Linked DNA regions of Homo sapiens: region 2 is linked to region 1. Evidence: chromatin loops called from intact Hi-C (ENCODE). Cell type or tissue: ascending aorta. All regions are shown on one strand. Each heading gives the region's core, and the rest is flanking DNA. Links, peaks and the distances in the headings are about the cores only.

Region 1 (9,436 bases), core at 729-8,728:
ATTCTGTTTATGTGGTGTATCACATTTATTGATTTGTGTATGTTAAACCATCCCTATATTCCTGATATGAAACCCACTTAATCATGATGAATTAACTTTTTGATATGTTGTTGGATTTGGTTAGCTAGTACTTTGTTAAGGATTTTAGCATCTATATTCATCAGTGATATTATCTGTAGTTTTCTCTTTTGGTTATGTCCTGGTTCTGGTATTAGGGTGATACTGGCCTCACAGAATGATTTAGAGAGGGTTCCCTCTTTATCTGTCTTGTGGAATAGTGTCAATAGGATTGGTACCAATTTTTCTATGAATGTCTGATAGAATTCTGCTGTGAATCTATCTGGTCCTGAATGTTTTTTTTGTTGGTAATTTTTGTATTACCATTTCAATCTTGCTGCTTCTTATTGGTCTGTTCAGGATATCTAGCTCTCCCTGATTTAAGCTAGGAGGCTTGTATCTTTCCATGAATTTATCCATCTCCTCTAGGTTTTCTAGTTTATGAGCATAAAGGTGTTCATAGTAGCCTTGAATGATCTTTTGTATTTCAGTGGTGTCAGTTGCAATATCTCCTGTTTCATTTCTAATTGAGCTTATTTGGATTTTCTCTTCTTTTCTTGGTTAACCTTGCGAATGGTCTATCAAATTTATTTACCTTTTCAAAGAACCAACTTTTGTTTCATTTATCTTTTGTATTTTTTTGTTTCAGTTTTATTTGTTTCTGCTCTGATCTTGGTTATTTCCTTTCTTCTGCTGGGTTTGGGTTTGGTTTGTTCTTGTTTCTCTAGTTCCTTGAGGTGTGACCTTCGATTGCCTGTTTGTGCTCTTTCAGACTTTTTGATATAGGCATTTAGGGCTGTGAACTTTCCTCTTAGCACGGCCTTTGCTGTATACCAGAGGTTTTGATAGGTCATGTCGCTATTGCCGTTCAGTTCGAAGAATTTTTAAATTTCTATCTTGATTTAATTTTTGACTCAATGATCATTCAGGAGCAGGTTATTTAATTTCCATGTATTTGCATGGTTTTGAAGGTTCCTTTTGGAGTTGATTTCCAGTTTTATTCCACTGTGGTCTGAGAGAGTGCTTGATATAATTTCAATTTTCTTAAATTTATTGAGACTTGTTTTGTGGCCTATCATATGGTCTATCTTGAACAAAGTTCCAAGCATTGTTGAATAGAATGTATATTCTGAGTTGTTGGGTAGAATGCTCTGTATATGTCTGTTAAGTTCATTTGTTCCAGGGCATAGTTTAAGTTCATTGTTTCTTTGTTGACTTTACATCTTTATGACCTATCTAGTGCTGTCAATGGAATATTGAAGTCCTCCACTATTACTGTGTTGCTATGTCATTTCTTAGCTCTATTAGTAATTATTTTATAAATTTGGGAGCTCCAGTGTTAGATGCATACATATTTAGGACTGTGATGTTTTCCTGTTGGACAAGGCCTTTTATCATTATATAATGTCCCTCTTTGTCTTTTTTAACTGCTGTTGTTTTAAAGTTTGTTTTGTCTGATAGAGGAATAGCTACTCCTGCTTGCTTTTGGTGTCCATTTGCATGGAATGTCTTTTTCTACCCCTTTCCCTTAATTTTATGTGAGTCCTTATGTGTTAGGTGAGGCTCTTCAAGGCAGTAGGTAGTTGATTGGTGAGTTCTTATCCATTCTGCTGTTCTGTATCTTTTAAGCAGAGCGTTTAGGCCATTTACATTCAACATTAGTATTAAGATGTGAGATACCATTCCATTATTCCACTCATTGTGCTATTTGTGGTCTGTATATCTTTTTTTTAAATTGTATTTTTGCCTTATATGTCCTGTGAGATTACACCTTAAAAAGGTTTTGTTTTGATGTGTTTCCATAATTGTTTCAAGATTTGGAGCTCTTTTTAGCAGTTCTTGCGGTGGCTGGGTAGTGGTGAATTCTGTCAGCATTTGTTTGCCTGAAAAAGAGTGTATCTTTCCTTTATTTATAAAGCTTAATTTTTCTGAATACTAAATTCTTTGCTGATAATTCTGTTGTTTGAGGAGGCTGAAGATAAGGCCCCAATTCACTATAGCTTATAGGGTTTCTGCTGAGAAATCTGCTGTTAATCTGATAGGTTTTCCTTTATAGGAAAACCTTTATGGTGCTTTTGCCTCACAGCTCTTAAGATTCTTTCCTTCCTCTTAACTTTAGATAACCTGATGACAGTATACCTAAGAGATGATGTTTTTGTGATAAATTTCCCAGGTGTTATTTGAGCTTATTGTATTTGAATATCTAGGTCTGTAGCAAGACCAGGGAAGTTTTCATGGATTATTCCCCGAAATTTGTTTTCCTAACTTTCAGATTTTTCTTTTTCCTCAGGAACACCAACTATTTTTAGGTTTGGTCATTTAACATAGTCCCAGACTTCTTGGAGGCTTTGCTCATACTTTCTTATTCTTTTTTCTTTGTCTTTGTTAGATTGGATTAATTTGAAGACCTTGTTTTTGAGCTCTGAAGTCCTTTCTTCTGTTTGTTCAATTCTATTGCTGAGACTTTCCAGAGCACTTTGCATTTTTATAACTGTGTCCATTGTTTCCTGAAGTTTTGATTGTTTTTTATTTATGCTATCTACTTCATTGAATATTTCTCCCTTCACTTCTTGTATCATTTTTTTTTATTTCCTTAGACTGGGCTTTGTCTTTCTCTGGTGCCTCCCTGATTAGCTTAATAACCAACCTTCTGCATTCTTTTTCAGGTATATCAGGGCTTTCTTCTTGATTTGGATCCATTGGTGGTGAGTTAGTGTGATTTTTGGGGGTGTGTTACAGAACCTTGTTTTGTCATATTACCAGAGTTGGTTTTCTGGTTCCTTCTCATTTGAGTAGGCTCTGTCAGAGGGAATGTCTAGGGCTCAAGGCTGTTGTTCAGATTCTTTTGTCCCACAGGGTGTTCCCTTGATGTAGTACTCTTCCCCTTTTCCTAGGAATGTGGTTTCCTGAGAATGGAGCTGTAGTGATTGTTATCTCTTTTCTAGATCTAGTCACCCTGCAAGTCTACCAGGCTCTGAGCTGGCACTTGGGGTTGTTTGCACAGAGTCCTGTGATGTGAACCATCTGTGGGTCTTTCAGCCATGGATACCAGCACCTGCTCTGGTGGAGGTGGCAGGTGGGTAAGATGGACTCTGTAAGAGTCCTTGGCTTTGGTTGCTTAATGCACTATTTTTGTGCTGGTTGATCTCCTGTCCAGAGGTGGCGCTTTCAAGAGAGCATCAGCTGTAGTAGTATGGGGAGGAAGAGGTGGTGGCCAGGGCCCTAGAACTCCCAAGAGTATATGCCATTTGTTTTCAGTTACCAGAGTGGGTAGGGGAGGACCATTAGGTGGGGGCAAGGCTAGGTGTGTCTGAGCTCAGACTCTCCTTGGGCAGGTCTTGCTGCAGCTTCTGCTGGGGATGACGGTGAAGTTCTCAGACTAATGGAGTTATGTTCCTAGTAGGATTATGGCTGCCTCTATTGCATCATGCAGGTTGTCAGGGAAGTGGGAGAAAGCCAGCAGTGACAGGCCTCATCCAATATCCACACAACCCAAAGGGCCGGTCTCATTCCCACCACGTCCCCCACCAACAGCACCAAGTCTACTTCCAGGTAGTGGGTGAGCAGGACCGAGAACTTGCCCCAGGCTACCCACCTCCCAGCTGCAAAAGAAATTAGGGCTTTCCTTCTTTCCCCACCTGTGGAGTCTGCGCAATGGATTCACTCCCTCCCTTGAGTTCTGGCCAGGAGACTTCTCGATTGGTTGAAATTGTTAACAAAGTTCAGCTGGAGGTTTGCTTCTCTCTGTGGCCTTTACCCAGTGCCTCTGACCATCCTCCCCAAGGATCCCTGTGAGGCAGGGCAGAAATGGCTTGCTAGAGGACCCAGTGAGACCATAAGGCTTTTCCTGCTGCTTCCTCTACCCCTGTATTTAGCTTGTCTCTCTAAATTGACTCAGCTCCAGGTAAGGTCAGAATCTTTTCTCATAATCTAGACCTTCAGGTTCCCTAGTGGGGGTGTGTGTTCCAGGTGTTTCCCAAGCCCCGCGGGAGCAATCTGCTTTCTTCAGAGGGTCTGTGGGTTCTCTTGGCTTTCCTAATATATTCCTGCAGTCATTCTGGAACAAAAGATCATGATGCACGCCTCCACATACTGCTCTGTCCGTCTGAGTGGGAGCTGCAATCTACTCCTGCTTTCTGTCCACCATGATTCTCCCACAATCTCTCTTGGTCAGGACACTGTCTCCAACTGTGGCCCTGGCTTGGCCTCCTCCAAGGTGCTGGTTGACAAGATAATGCAATTTTTGACCTAAAATATCATGTCTTCTGCCAGCATTCATGAAACTATGAGAGGCTAACTTATTAGCTTGCAAGTAGGGTGAAATCTCAGACCCTTTACAGTTCTTGATAAGTAATTTCTAGTTAGACTTCCAAACAACCGTGTGATACCCTATTTCTTGATATTCATGGACAAATAGATTTTTACTCAAAAGAATTTTGAAAAAGAAAGAAATTAAGGATGAAATAATGTGTCTGGGTCAAATTACTATACTTCACAATAGACATCTATGAAGTGATTTTGAAAAGTTTGTGAAAAATTGAATTAAAATATAAAAATAAAAATATAAATTTTATTTCTTACCATAAGCTCTACCAAATTCAGGACACTTTTGTAAGCAATGATACTGGCCATTTAGTCCATTCCTGAAAACTGAAGGTTGTGGAAATTTAACCACCTCAATGCAGTTATTTTAAATTACAATTATTATTATTATTATTATTATTATTATTATTTTGAGATGGAGTCTTGCTCTGTCACCCAGGCTGGAGTGCAGTGGTGCGATCTTGGCTCACTGCAAACTCTGCCTCCCGGGTTCAAGCGATTCCCCTGCCTCAGCCTCCTGAGTAGCTGGGATTACAGGCGTGTGCCATCATGCCCAGCTAATTTTTGTATTTTTAGTAGAGATGGAGTTTCACCGTGTTGGTCAGGCTGGTCTCAAACTCCTAACCTCAAATGATCCACTCACCTCAGCCTGCCAAAGTGCTGAGATTACAGGGGTGAGCCACCACACCCAGCTGTCATTTTTAATTAGTAACTGAAGAAAAATAAATGCCTTTTACAGATTTTTTTTTAAGATTAGGAAATGAAGTCAGAAGCCAAATCATGACTGTAAGGTAGTTGCCTAACAATTGCTTAATAATTTTGAAATACTTCCAAAACTGCCCTTGTTTGATAAAAGGAATGAGCAGGGGCATGGTTGTGGTGGAGAATAACTCTGGTGAAACTTTCCTTGGTATTTTTCTGCTAAAGTTTTGTCTAACTTTTTCAAAACACTCTCATAATAAGCAGATGTTATCATTCTTTAGCCCTCCAGTAAGTCAACAAGCAAAACGACTTGCGAATCCTAAAAACGCTGTTGTCATTACCTTTACTCTTTATTAGTCTGATTTGCTTTAGCTGGACCATGCCCACCTCTTAGGAACCATTGGTTTGATTATGCTTTGTCTTCATGATCATTCAAGTAAAGTCATGTTTTATCTCATGACAATTCTTTGAAGAAATGCTTCGGGATCTTGATTCTACTTGTTTAAAATTTCCATTGAAAGCTCCACTCTTGTCTGCAGCTGAGCTGGTTTTGGCACCCATTGAGGGAAAAGTTTTATAATTTAATTTTTTAGTCAGAATTGTATAAGCTGAACCAGTTGAGATGTCAGTGATGTTGGCTATTATTTCTACTGTTAATTGTTGGTCGTCTTTATTCAGGGCATGGACTAGATGAGTTTTTTTCCTCACAAATTAATGTGGATGGTCTGCCACTACAGGCTTCATCTTCAAAATCATCTTGTCCATCTTTTATGTTTTGACCCGAACATAAAAGTCAAAACCATAAAATTTTAAGGAAAATATCTTCACACCTTGGAGGCCGGCAAATATTTCTTATTTAGAGCACAAAAAGCGATGTGTAAAAATTTGTTTTTTTTTTTTTAGACAGAGTCTTGCTCTGTTACCAGGCTGGAGTGCAATGGTGCAATCTCAGCTCACTGCAACCTCTGCCTCCTGGGTTCAACTGATTCTCCTGCCTCAGCCTCCCAGGTAGCTGGGACTACAGGCGCCCACGACCACGCTTGGCTAATTTTTGTATTTTTTTTTATAGAGATGGGGTTTCACCATGTTGGCCAGGATGGTCTTGATCTCTTGACCTCAGATCATGAGGTCAAGATCTGCCTTGGCCTTCCAAAGTGCTGGGATTACAGGTCTGAGTCACCGTGCCTGGCCCAGTGTAAAATTTTTAAAATTATAAATATTACTTAATATTTATTGAAAGATAATAAACTAGACTTACATATTTATAGCCTGTCTCACTGAAGATCCTACTAAAATTTATATATATAAACTTTAATTTTTTTCATTCTAGGTAATGAAGGGGACATGAAATGTCATCAGTAAATAAGCAAACTCAGTTAAATTCTGTTGGACAAAAGCAGTGGTTACTGTGGGAACAGAACAGAGGTTAGAATACTAGCACAAAAAGAATATAGGGAAGAAATAAACAAATTTGTCACAAAGAACCATAGAGAGCCAGGGAATTCAGCAAAAACATTGGTATAGAAATGGAGGACAGGAATGAAATGTGGGGCTGAAAACAGAAGGAATAATTTATTACAAAGTGTGATAGATGTCATGGCTCTCACTCATATTTTTTGTTTTATTTCTTCTCAGTACAAGGTAAGATTATACTGCCCTGTCCCCCTGAAGTCAGAGATGCCAAGTGACTTGATTTGTTTAATTAAATGTTAGTGAAAGTAATATGTGGCACTTCCTTTAACATCCATGACAATTTACTCAACTTTCACTTCTGTGGCACTCTACTCTCTTGGTTTTATTCTCACTGTCAAGCTACAAAAACTTACTCTCTTTAGCAGCCATCCCTTTCCTGCTCATACCCTAAATCCTGTATTCTTTGTAGTTCTGCCCTAAGCTTCTTATTTTATCACTGCAGATTCTCCACAGATAATCTCATTTATTCTAAGTCTTAATTACTATCCGCACTTCTGACTCTCAAATATACTGTATTAGTTCATTCTCACACTGCTATAAAGACATACCTGAGGCTGGATAACTTATGAAGAAAAGAGGTTTAATTGACTCACAGTTCTGCCAGCTATACAGAAGACATGGCTGGGGAGGCCTGAGGAAACTTACAATCATGGTGGAAGGCAAAGGGGAAGCAGGCACAATCTTCACATGCAGAGCAGGAGAGAGAGAGCAAAGAGGGAAGTGCCACACACTTTTAAACCATCAGATCTTATGAGAATTTACTCACTATCTTGAGAATAGTATGGGGAAAATCCACCCCCATGATTCAATCACCTCCCACCAAGTACCCTGTCAACACTGGGAATTATAATTCAACATGAGTTCTGGGTGGAGATACAGAGCCAAAATATATTATTCCACACCTAGCCTCCCTGAAATCTCATTTCCTTCTCACATTTCAACACAGAATCATGCTTACAAAACAGCCCCCAAGAGTCTTAACTCATTCTAGCATTAACTCAAAAGTCCAAGTCCAATGTCTCATCTGAGACAAAGCAAGTCCCTCTGCCTATTAACCTGTAAAAATAAAAGTCAAGTTAATTATTTCCAAGATACAGTGAGGGCACAGACATTGGGTAAATGTTCCCATCCCAAAATGGAGAATCAGCCAAAACTAAGGGACTACAGGCCCCATGCAAGTCTGAAACCTAGCAGAGCAGTCATTAAATGTTAAAGCTCCAAAATAATCTCTTTGACTCCATGTCTCACATGGAGGACACGCTGATACAAGGGGTGGCTCCCAAGGCCTTGGGCATCTCCCCGCCGTGGCTCTGCTGGATACAGCCCCTGCAGCTGCTTTCACAGGCTGGCTTTGAGTGCCTGCAGTTTTTCCAAGTGCATGGTGCAAGCTGTTGGTGGCTCTACCATTCTGGGGTCTGGAGAACAGTGGCCCTCTTCTCACAGCTCCACTAAGCAGTGCCCCAGTGGGGACTCTGTGTGGGCACTCCAACCCCACAATTCCTCTCTGCACTGCTATAGTAGAGGTTCTCCATGAGGGCTCCTCTCCTGCAGCAGACTTCTGCCTGGACATCCAGGCATTTCCATACATCCTCTGAAATCTAGGCGGAGGTTCCCAAAACTCAATTCTTGCCTTCTGTGTACCTGCAGGCCCAACACCACATGGAAGCTGTCAAGGCTTCGGGCTTACACCCTCTGAAGCAATGGCCCAAGCTGTACCTTGGTCCCCTTTAGCCATGGCTGGAGCTGGAGCAGCTGGGATGCAGGGCACCATGTTCTAAGGCTGCACAGAGCAGCAGGGCTGAAAGTCTGGCACATAAAACCATTTTTTCCTCCTGGGCCTCCAAGCCTGTGATGCAAGGGGCTGCTGTGAAGGCCTCTAAAATGTTCTGGAGGCACTTTTCCCATTGTCTTGGCTATTCACGTTTGGCTTTTCTTTATTTATGCAAATTTCTGAAGCCTTGAATTTCTCCCCCCAAAATGGGTTTTCCTTTTCCACCACAAATTTTCCAAACTTTTATGCAAATTTTCCAAACTTTTATGCTCTGCTTCTCTTTTAAATATAAGTTCTAGTTTCAGGTCATTTCTTCGTTTATGCAAATAAGTGCAGGCTTTTAGAAGCAGCCAGGCCACATCTTGAACACTTTGCTTCTTAGCAATATCTTCCACCAGATACCCTAAATCAAGTCTCTCAAGTCTAAAATTCCACAGATGTCTAGAGCAGAGGCACAACACGGCCAGTTTCTTTACTAAAGCATGTCAAGAGTGACCTTTACCTTAGTTCCCAATAAGTTTCTTATCTCTATCTGAGACCACCTCAGCTTGGACTTCACTGTCCAAATCATTATCAGCATTTTGGTAACAACAATTCAACAAATCTCTAGGAAGTTCCAAACCTTCCCTCATCTTGCTGTCTTATTCTGAGCCTTCAAAAGTGTTCCAACCTCTGCCCATTACCCAGTTCCAAAGTCACTTCCACATATTCAGATATATTTATAGCAAAGCCCCACTTCTTTGGTACCAATTTTCTGTATGAGTCCATTCTCACATTGCTGTAAAGACATACCAAAACTGGGTAATTTATGAAGAAAAGAGGTTTGTTGACTCACAGTTCCATAGGTTGTAAAGGAGGCATGTCTGGGAAGACCTCAGGAAACTTACAATCATGATGGAAGGTGAAGGGGAAGTAGGCACAATCTTCACATGGCAAAGCAAGAGTGAGAGCAAAGGGGGAAGTGCCACACTCTTTTAAATCATCAGATATCATGAAAACTCATTCACTATCATGAGAACAGGTTGGGGAAAATCCGCTTCCATAATCCAATCACCTTCTACCAGGTCTCTTCCCCATCACTGGGAATTATAACTCAACATGAGATTTGAG
Region 2 (9,436 bases), core at 383-8,382, 130 kb after region 1:
TTCCAAGCAGAAAATAGGCACCAAATGTCCCCATGTGGCAATAAGTCCCTGTGTATTTTATCCAAAAAATAATGTTGAGTCATGTGTAATAAATACTCATCCTTCAATCTGCTAAGCATCCTGCAGTTCGAGAATTTTGTAATTTTAGACATCCACCCAAAAGAGGTGAGTGGGAGCCATGAAGCATATTCAGGAGGGCCCTTACCTTCACGCTCCAATATTTTCTATCCACCAATCTTAGTTCTGCCCTATGAAAGTACACACAATAAGCTTAATCCTGTGGCTACAAGGCAGGCTTTCAGATAAATTTAGACAGCTATCATGCCAGCACTAAACCCTTTCTTCCCTGAGTAAATGCCTCCAGAGCGCTGAACCAGTCCTTGCATAACATGCTTTCCAAGTCACTCACTGCTATAGACTAAATGTCTGTGTCTCCTCCAAATCCCTTTGTTGAAGCCCTAATCTTCAATGTGATAGCATTTAGAGATGGGGCCTTAGGAGATAATTAAGTTTAGGTGGACTCAGGAAGGCGTAGCCCCTGTGATGAGATTAGTGCCCTTAGAAGATGAAGAGATCAGAACTTGCTCTCTGTGTGCATGCACCATGGAAAGGCCATGTGAGAATGGGAGCCCTCACCGAAACTCTAACCATGTTGGCACCCTGATCTCAGACTTTCAGCTTCCTAAACTTTGAGAAATAAGTCTTTTGGTTTAAGCCATCCAGTCTGAAGTATTTGTTATTGTAGCCTAAGCTGACCAAGATACCAACCTTGTCCCTCTTCTCTGAATGTACTCCAGGTTATTCCTATTTCTCCAGAGCTAATATCAGCTAGAACTAAATATAACATGCTATCAATCCAGGGGACTGCCCCACCCCATATCCTTGAGGTTATGATTCTGCTTATGTGGCTTAAGCTTATATTCTGCCATATTTGAATAAACCTTCCTCTCTTTCCTTGGTACTCTCATTTTAAAAGATTATCTTTCCATGAGTATGGATGAGAGTTGACAGCTATCTAGTTACTAAATGTTGAGTATAAAGTATAACCTATAATAACATATATAATATATAATTTATTATATAAATTTATGAGAGCTATGTAACATAAATATTATAACATATATAATATAATGAAGAGAAGTAAGGTGCTTCCCTGCCTGAGAGACTTAGAGGCTAGTCTGAGACACAAAGTAAAAGCATCTAATTATCCTCCAAGTCAGCTATTTCCAAAGTCAGAGGAATAAGGCAGCTCATAGAGGGAAGATTCTATAATATGCTAAGGTAAGCAGGGATCGTTCTAGAGAGAACATGGCACTTGGCAATAGAATTGCTAGCTAGAGAGAAGCCTAACAATTCATTCATTCCACAAATATTTATTTTTACCTTATTACATTCCAGGAACTAAAAGGGAAAATCAATTTAATTAGGACTCAGAGAATGTCCTCATGTAACCTATTTTCTAGAAGCATCAAGGATTCCCCAAGTGCTCATACGCTTTTCTAAACAGGCCTTCTGGAAAGCAGATGAGAGTGCCAAAATCAGTTAACACTTCCTTTGCAGTAGTCCACTGAGAAGAAAAAAGACACATGAGAACTTTGCATCCACATCTGTCCCCAATTATGACTGATTTTCACTCTGCTCAGATGCATTTAATGTGGATACCCTTGTTGGCTTATGTGACTGAGTCATTGGCATTAGACCTGAAAAAAATAAAAGACACTGGTCACTCACAGGATGGTGATTATGCCTGGGCTCATCATGAAAGAACCCACCCATTGCAGGGATCTGTGCATGGTCTCCTCCTCATGGTCACCCTCAGAGACTAGAAACTAAGTCCAAATATAGAAAAAGTCCACCATGGATCTATTAGAATATAACAGAACTGAGAGAGATTTCAGAAAATATCTAGTGCCAAAAAGAGCAGTAGCTTTCTTTTGTTTTAATCTCATGTACATTCTTGGCATTGAAAGTACTCCAAAGAACAGAAGTGGCTTCTTGTAGCATCGTGTTGAGATGAAGTCTGACCCTGCAGATGGATTCAGTGGAATGTTTAGTAATTGATTAGCTATGACTGCCTTTGGCATAGAAGGAATAAGTTGGGAAAATAGTGCCACATATTTGCAATTTCGTTTAATGCCCTCATTATACAAATGGAAAAACTAGGACCAGAGAGACAATACCTTCCCCGAGGTCACACAGCTGGTGCAACATATTACCAACACTGGGATCAATAGGTCCTTCTGCCTTCCTACATATCTTCCTTTTTAATTTCAACCTTTGCTTCAGAAAAATTAATCCTAGACCCTAAGTCAGATGATCTTGAATTTGGTCCTGGCTTTGGTAACTAAAAAGATGAGCAACCTATTAGAATTTCTTACAGTAGTAAGTCCTAGAAGAGACCACAAGGATAGCCCAATCAATGCACTCATTCTGTAGGTGAGAAAATGGGTCCAGAGAGGTTTCCATGAATTAGTAGAAAAGCTAGGATTAGAACATATTTCCAAAGTCTTGTCCCTGATACTCCTTCACAGTGTCCTTTCTTATTTGTAAAATCTATTTATTAAATAAGAGTTCATTGGGTACCTGGTATGTGACATGCATTGGGCCATTGTCAGGGGGGATATAAGGGTAAGCTCGTGGTTTAGTAGGGGAACTGGTTGTTCAAATACTTTTCTTACAGTTTGATGAGTGCCAAAAAAAGGTTTGTGTAAAGGTGTAAAGTGTCACATAAAGAGAGGGAAGGAGCACTGAACTCTTCCTGAGTCATGACAACATTCACAAATAGGGTGAATGTTTTGTTGAGTCTTAAAGTATAAATAGGAGTTTCATAAGAATACAGAGTGGGCCAGGGCATTCCAGATAAATAGTACCACATGAGAAAAGGCACAGAAATATGAAGAGGCATGACATAGCTTAACAACCACGAGTCATCTGGAAACTAAAGAAAGGTACAAAAGATCTTGTGCATGACACTAAATGATTCAGACTTGACCTAGGAAAGCAGTGATGAGTCATTAGCATAGCAGAAAAAAGAGAGGGGCAGGATCAATTCCTTGCTTTGGAAAGATAATGATAATATTGTGAACAGAAGAATCAGAAGCTTAGGAGACCAGCTAGGAAAAAATTGCTGGGGACTATATGAGAGAAAATGGCAGCCTCCGTAAAGCTAGTAATGCTGTAGGAATGTGTAGAGAACTGACTCAAAGACCATTGCAGAGTTATAATCAATGGCCTTGATTTATGTTGGATACAAGAGCTAAGGGAGAGAAAATAACCAATAAATGAAAATAATGCATTATGTTTATCTTATAGGATATTACAAATGAAATAAGGTTGTGGATAAGAAAGTACTTGGGGACAAAAACAACAATACGCAAAGCTCTTTAATATGTAAGGCATTTTTATTATCACAAGATCTTATTATCAAATACTATGTTGGTTTGCTCTTTGGCACAAAGACATGGGTCAAATGCATTTTGAACAAAGAAACATGGCAAAAGGAAAAGTGCAATGTATGGCGTTGGATTTATCCATTTGCTCCTCCAATAGTCATTGGCAACATTATGGATTAGGCTTTGCAAAGTGGGAGAAACAGAGAGATGAACCAACCACACTCTCTGCGGAAGCATCAAAGGTTATTGTTTACATTTGCTTTAAGAAACTTACCTATTTCAGTAAAGAAGCACCCTCTCAGAGTTTCTCCAACCAAATTATATAATAGATCTTTGAAGAGAACTACCTTAGGTGAATGGCAGAAGATGTTTAAATGTGTGAATCTGGTTTAGCTGCTCCACCAATAAGCTGCCAAATTGAGCTTTTTGGTAATTATCAAAACATCTGTAATAGGATTAGTGTGTCAGAAACAGCTGCTGCTTTCTTGGTAGGAGAAGGAGGTGGGGAATTGGGACATGGACTTCACTTTAGCCCAGATGTTTCTCATTTGGAGAAAGGATAAAGGATAGACACTGAGTCAGTGAGAAGGCATCAAGACAAAAGTGAAAAAGGACATGATTTCAAATTGCACTGGCCCTAAGTTGACTCAAGTGCATACCATGGGCATGTGGTGAGCAAAGCTTCCCTGCTCTCCACAGTCCTGGGAGCTAGACTTGTTTGCCAAAAAATGTCCTAGTAAAAATATTTATATGAAAACAACACAAAGGCAGTGTTAAGAGCACTGCTGACCCCTTACAGTTTGACCTCATCTTTCCACCGCAATAAGAACTTGGAAAATCTCCCTCTCTATGTGAATGATGCAAGACTTGGTTACACTAGGTGGTTGAGCACTTCCTTCTGGCTATGAGCCTTCAAAGACGGGGAGGAGCATGTGGGAAGCTCCAGTGAATTACAGGAATACTTCCATGAAAGAGGCTGCTTCTGCTGAGAAAGGTTGTACAAGTTACTACAAAATTCAGACTCTAGCTCTCTACTTGTAGAGTAACCTGGTTGAATCCAACCATGTATTCAAGTAATCAATGGACAAATATTTATTGAGCACATACAATGTATAAGGCAATGTGCCAAATTCAAGGACAGCATGGAACGGGACAGACAAATTTCCTGCCCTTATTTGTCCTCATAGTCCAGGGAAAATATGATTGCTCAAGTAAGAATTTAAATTGCAATTGTCATAAATATTGCAAAAGACAGCTGACCAATGAATTTAGTCATGTCATAGTTTTTATAGCTTTAGGCTGTTCTGCATGTGTGCAAAGTGTTGGTCATTATGTTGCAGAATCCAGTAAAACCAGAATCTACTAAAAATGAGCCTTCAACTTCCATTTTTTAAATTAGAACATTATCTTAGGCCCTCCCGCTTTGGTACTACCTGTGACAATTTTCTGCCTTCCCTTCATCCAATATCTACTCAACTTCTGACTCATTAGTTCCCATTCTGTGTGCTTTTGTTTTTACTGATGAGAATTCTGTTTTTGCATCCATCATGCACAATGAAACACCCTTCTAGGAGAAGATTAGACAAGGATGACTTCACTTAACTAATGGTCAGTCCCAGGACAGAGCTAGACTCAGAGGGTGCCTTTAGGGATAGGGCTGAGCAAAGCCTTTGGCCAATTATGAAGGCAAGCCTTCTCTTTGATGACCCACACTTCCTCAGTAGGCACTATTTCTTCCTGTTCCTTTTTTTCTTTCTTTCTTCGCTTAAAACAACCTTTTTCCTTATCTCTAGCTTTCAAAATCATATTAGTTCTTCAAATACCACCTTAATTGTCACCCTTTCTATGGGATTTTCCTGCTTCCCACATGCCTGATAGGCAGCTCCTTTAAACTCCCTTAGTACTTTGTAGTTCTGTTGGGATATCAGAGCCTGTCTTATTTTATTTTGCTGATATTTTATTTTGCTTCTAACTAAAATGAAACTATCTCATTCATCTCTGTATTCTATGCAGCCAGTGGTACAAAACTTTACATACAGTATGTACTTAATTAGAATACTTTAATATAGATCTTCAAGTTAAAGTAAGCTTATTTTTGAATCTTGACACTGCCTTTTACAAGGAGACAATTCACTTATCTCTGGACCTGCTTATTCATCTCATCAAAAAGTAGAATAACAACAGTGACTTTATAGGGTTGCTAGGAGCAGCAAATGATGTGTCATATGGAAATCCCTAGCCTAGAATATGGTTCATTGGGGAATTCTATAAGTGTTTGTTACCTTTTCTTCTCAATATCATTTATTGAATTAAAAATGAATTGAAACTAAGGAAACTGAATTTGAAAGATATTGAATAACCCACATTTTCCCAAAATTCTACTTCACTTTTTTTTTTGTAATTCCGTTGTTTAGAGCAAGTGTCTGTAGTCAAAACCTATGGGCCAAATCTGGTCAAACACTTGTTTTTGCAAATGAAGTTTACTGAAACTCACTGTGCACATTCATTTACATATTTGCTATGACTTCTTTCACAATACACCTGTAAAGTTCAATAGCTGCAACAGAGATCTTATGGCCATGGCTGGCAATGCCTAAAATACTTAATCCCCTAATCCCTAGCCTTTTGCAAGAAAAGTTTGCCAACCCATGGTTTCTAGTTAAGTTGGGGCTCTTTTTTCAGAAAACTTCTATGAATATTCAAATATAGTATCTCCAATAGGTGATGTGTCAAGTCACTTGCACTTGTTGTCATATTACCTTAGATCAAATTACCAGATGAGATCTGAAAGCAAATAGTAAGAATTAAGGGAGAAACTCTGGCAGTGGCAATAAAAGAAGGGAAGTACTGGGCCAAAGATGTTGACTCACAAAATAGAGAAATAAGCTTTGTTTTGTGAGTAGGGGAGTGAAGAGCTGATAATCAGCCATGAAAGCAATGGTTGGTGAACCCAAAGAAATGAAATCTGAGTAAGAGGAAGAGCAGTGGCAATAGTAATACTAGTTACCCATCTTTACCAGAATTCCCAAGAACACAGAGATTGAGACAAAGGCTATATGCTAACGCCCCCCAAATTATTGAGACTGAAATCCCTGAAAACAGAAGTAAAATAAAGGGAGGAATGAGTCATGGAAAGGCTCAATAGCATGCTCATAGCAAGCACTGCTGAATGCTCAGTCCCACAGGGCATCTTGAGAGAACTGCCTGAAACTACTGCACTCTAGAGCTGTCAGGGAGCAAAAAGAAAGCCCAGCTCTGAGCTCCTGTTACTCAAAGTGTTCACAGGATATTGAGTCCACCTCATCTCAGAATTGCACCTTTCCACCTGGGGAAGCCAGAACCTGAGGCAGCAGCAGTGACATCCACGGCACAAGTCACGGCATGAGGGGTGAGCCCATAGGTGCCCGTGAGCCTCATCTGCAGCCTGCAACTGGCAGTCTTGCTGGCCTGGCTGAGTAAACCAAGGCACCAATGTGGGCACCTCTCAAGGTCTGTTGAGCCTCAGGGGCAACAGGGAAGCACTGGCATGGGAAGTACAAAGTGAGGCAAGCCACCGCCAGGTCATGAAAGCCAGCGACACAAGGCAGCAAGAAACTTCCTCACAGTGGGGCTGTTTGGCCAAGTAATAGAGTACCAAAAAGACACAGCCCCCACCATGGAGAGCTGCCATGTGGATTAATCGAAATCCAAACATCCCTTCTGTGGCCTGCAGGAAAACATTTGACATTGGGCAATCTTCATTGAGAGTCATCAGCCACATAGACAAACACTCACAGAATCTGCAGAGGCTCTTAAACTAAGGCCAGCACATTACAGCGACTGCTATTGAGCACCTTATTGAGCACCTGCTATAGCTAGGCTATCTTCAGACGTCTATATATTTTTAATCCTCAGGATACCACCATGAGGGCGAAACACTAGTCTGCACTTTACATATGAGTAAACCCAGGCCCAGAGTAGTTAAGTAACTTGTTCAGATACTTTCACTTATTTGGGGCATGTGGAAAAGAGACCAAATCCCTCCTAGGTGGCCCCAGGGAACAGAACTGAGGCCAATGAGTAGAAATTACTAGAAACCAGTACTGAGAATAGGAACTTTCTAAGAGTCTGAGCCAGTTTTCCAACAATCAGGAGAGAAAGTAAGGTGCCCACGGATGGCACTAATGAGTACATTGTGGATTTCTCTGGGAGAAAAGCAGGATTCTTTGCTCTGGTGAAGATTGAACTAGATGAAGCCAGAAGTTTTCCAGAATCAATACCAACACACTTTTACTGATGTCATTTTAACATCAATGCAGGAGAAGAAAAGATACTTATAAAATAATGGAAATATCCACCAGTATTCAGCTTTTAATATGTACCAAGCACTTGGCAAATAGCCAGATATATATATATATATATATATATAAAATTTAGTCTTCATAACAACTATGAGTTAATTATTATCATTATTGTCAATTCACAAAAGAGAAAACTGAGACCGGCAGAGGTAAATCACAGAACCTTGCCCAAGGTTCCCAGCTAGTAAATGTCAATAATTGACTGCCTGCTAAAGCCAGTGCTCTGCTCTGCTGCCTCAAATATTCTGCATTTGCCTGTTGTTCTGAACTCAAAATTTTGGAGCCTGAGCACCTGTGAAAGAAAAGCCACATGTAAAGACACTAGATGGGTCATTTTGGTAGATAAAGTTGTGTTTTAAACAGCTTTTACTTTTTTTCTGTCCACGTTCTCTGAAAATCCTTTCCTCATGAATCCTTTATTTTTCCATTACATTTAAACACCTCCCAGACTGTTTGCTGCCATTTAAAATGTTTTGAAAAGCATTTTTGCAGGTTTCTTCCAATGAAAAACTAACAAAGTCATCAAAAGACAGACTGTTTTTTTTCCCCGCCTCAGAGTAAAAATCACATTGGGGAACAACAAGGAAATTAAAATAAGAAAAAATAGCACTGGGAGCAAGACATTAGTATGACAAAGGGCTCATGACTGGTAATAATTTTAGGTGATACAGGCATAGTCAAGTCTGCAGAAAATAAAAATAAAAAAGGAGAAAAACTTCAGCATTCTGAAGCCTCTGGCACCAAAAAGCCAGTGACAAGATAGCCCAAAACTGCATCCATGGAAAATCACAGCTGCAGCAAACCGCAGGCTGATGGCTAAAAGCTACCGCTGCATTGTTTCCAATCTCCGCCTGAGACAGCACACATTTATCAGTGGTCTGTAATGCCTCGCAGCAAAAAATCTTTAACTGCTTAAACTATATTTTAATTTTGAAAAGACACATCTTGCTGCAATTTACTTTTTTTATTTTTCCACCCTAACAGAAATGTTTCGCCTTGAGTTATAATCTAACACTTTCCTCTTTTTGGGGTTGAGACTGTAGGCTCTGGAATCAGACTGCTCTGGTTTTTAATGTTGGTTCAAATACCTAATTTAGAGATGTGACCCTTAGATAAGTTACTTCACCATGCTAAATCTCCATTTCCTCATCTGTAAATAGAGATGATAGTAGCTCATTCCTTATACAGCTGTTACTTGGAGTAAATGAAATAATGTATGCTAAGTGCTTGAAACAGATCCCAGCACTTAGTACATTTTTTTAAAAAAATTAGCAGTGACTATCATTTTTCGTCCCCTTCTGTCCATGTGAAAGAAAGAGGTTATTTTTCTAAGGAAGTCAAAATCTGAGGATAGACCACGTATCAAACTGTTGAGGGCCAAACTTGTAAATAAAGTTACATAAGTTTCAGAAAAAGTTAATTTTCCACCCCACCTTCCTGTGCCCATCATCTCTTCCAACTTGTCCTTTTAAGATACTCAAAATTTCCATGTGCCTCAGATTCCAGTCCAAGATACATGCCCTCTGGGTGGGATACTCCCATGAATGTTTTCTCCAGAGACAGCTCAACTTCTACCTCTTGCTCTGCCTTCCACGATAAAGACCCTTCCTTGACCTGCAACTGTAATTCCTCTTTCTGTAAAAGGTTCTCATTCTCAAGATAATACAGGAATTATGAGAAGATTCAATGAGATGATACATGTAA

What was found. A loop is a pair of places that touch in the nucleus more often than their neighbours do. Peaks named below come from ENCODE experiments on the same cell type or tissue, not always from the same donor. Only the 100,000 strongest peaks of a DNase experiment are listed, where the experiment ranks them.
Region 2: it touches region 1 in a loop (6-fold over the local background); 2 of 110 quality-filtered maps call a loop at or near these places.

What each region holds. Positions count from the first base shown.
Region 1 is chr11:26,815,791-26,825,226 of GRCh38, forward strand. No RefSeq gene overlaps it. Among named protein-coding and RNA genes, the nearest start is that of SLC5A12, 98 kb to the left of the region's middle. In ascending aorta, for the core only: no CTCF peak of the experiment used is centred there; a DNase peak (open chromatin) is centred at 5,031; H3K27ac peaks cover 984 bases.
Region 2 is chr11:26,943,482-26,952,917 of GRCh38, forward strand. No RefSeq gene overlaps it. Among named protein-coding and RNA genes, the nearest start is that of FIBIN, 46 kb to the right of the region's middle. RefSeq lists an enhancer at 6,318-6,818. In ascending aorta, for the core only: no CTCF peak of the experiment used is centred there; DNase peaks (open chromatin) are centred at 4,080 and 6,924; H3K27ac peaks cover 6,664 bases.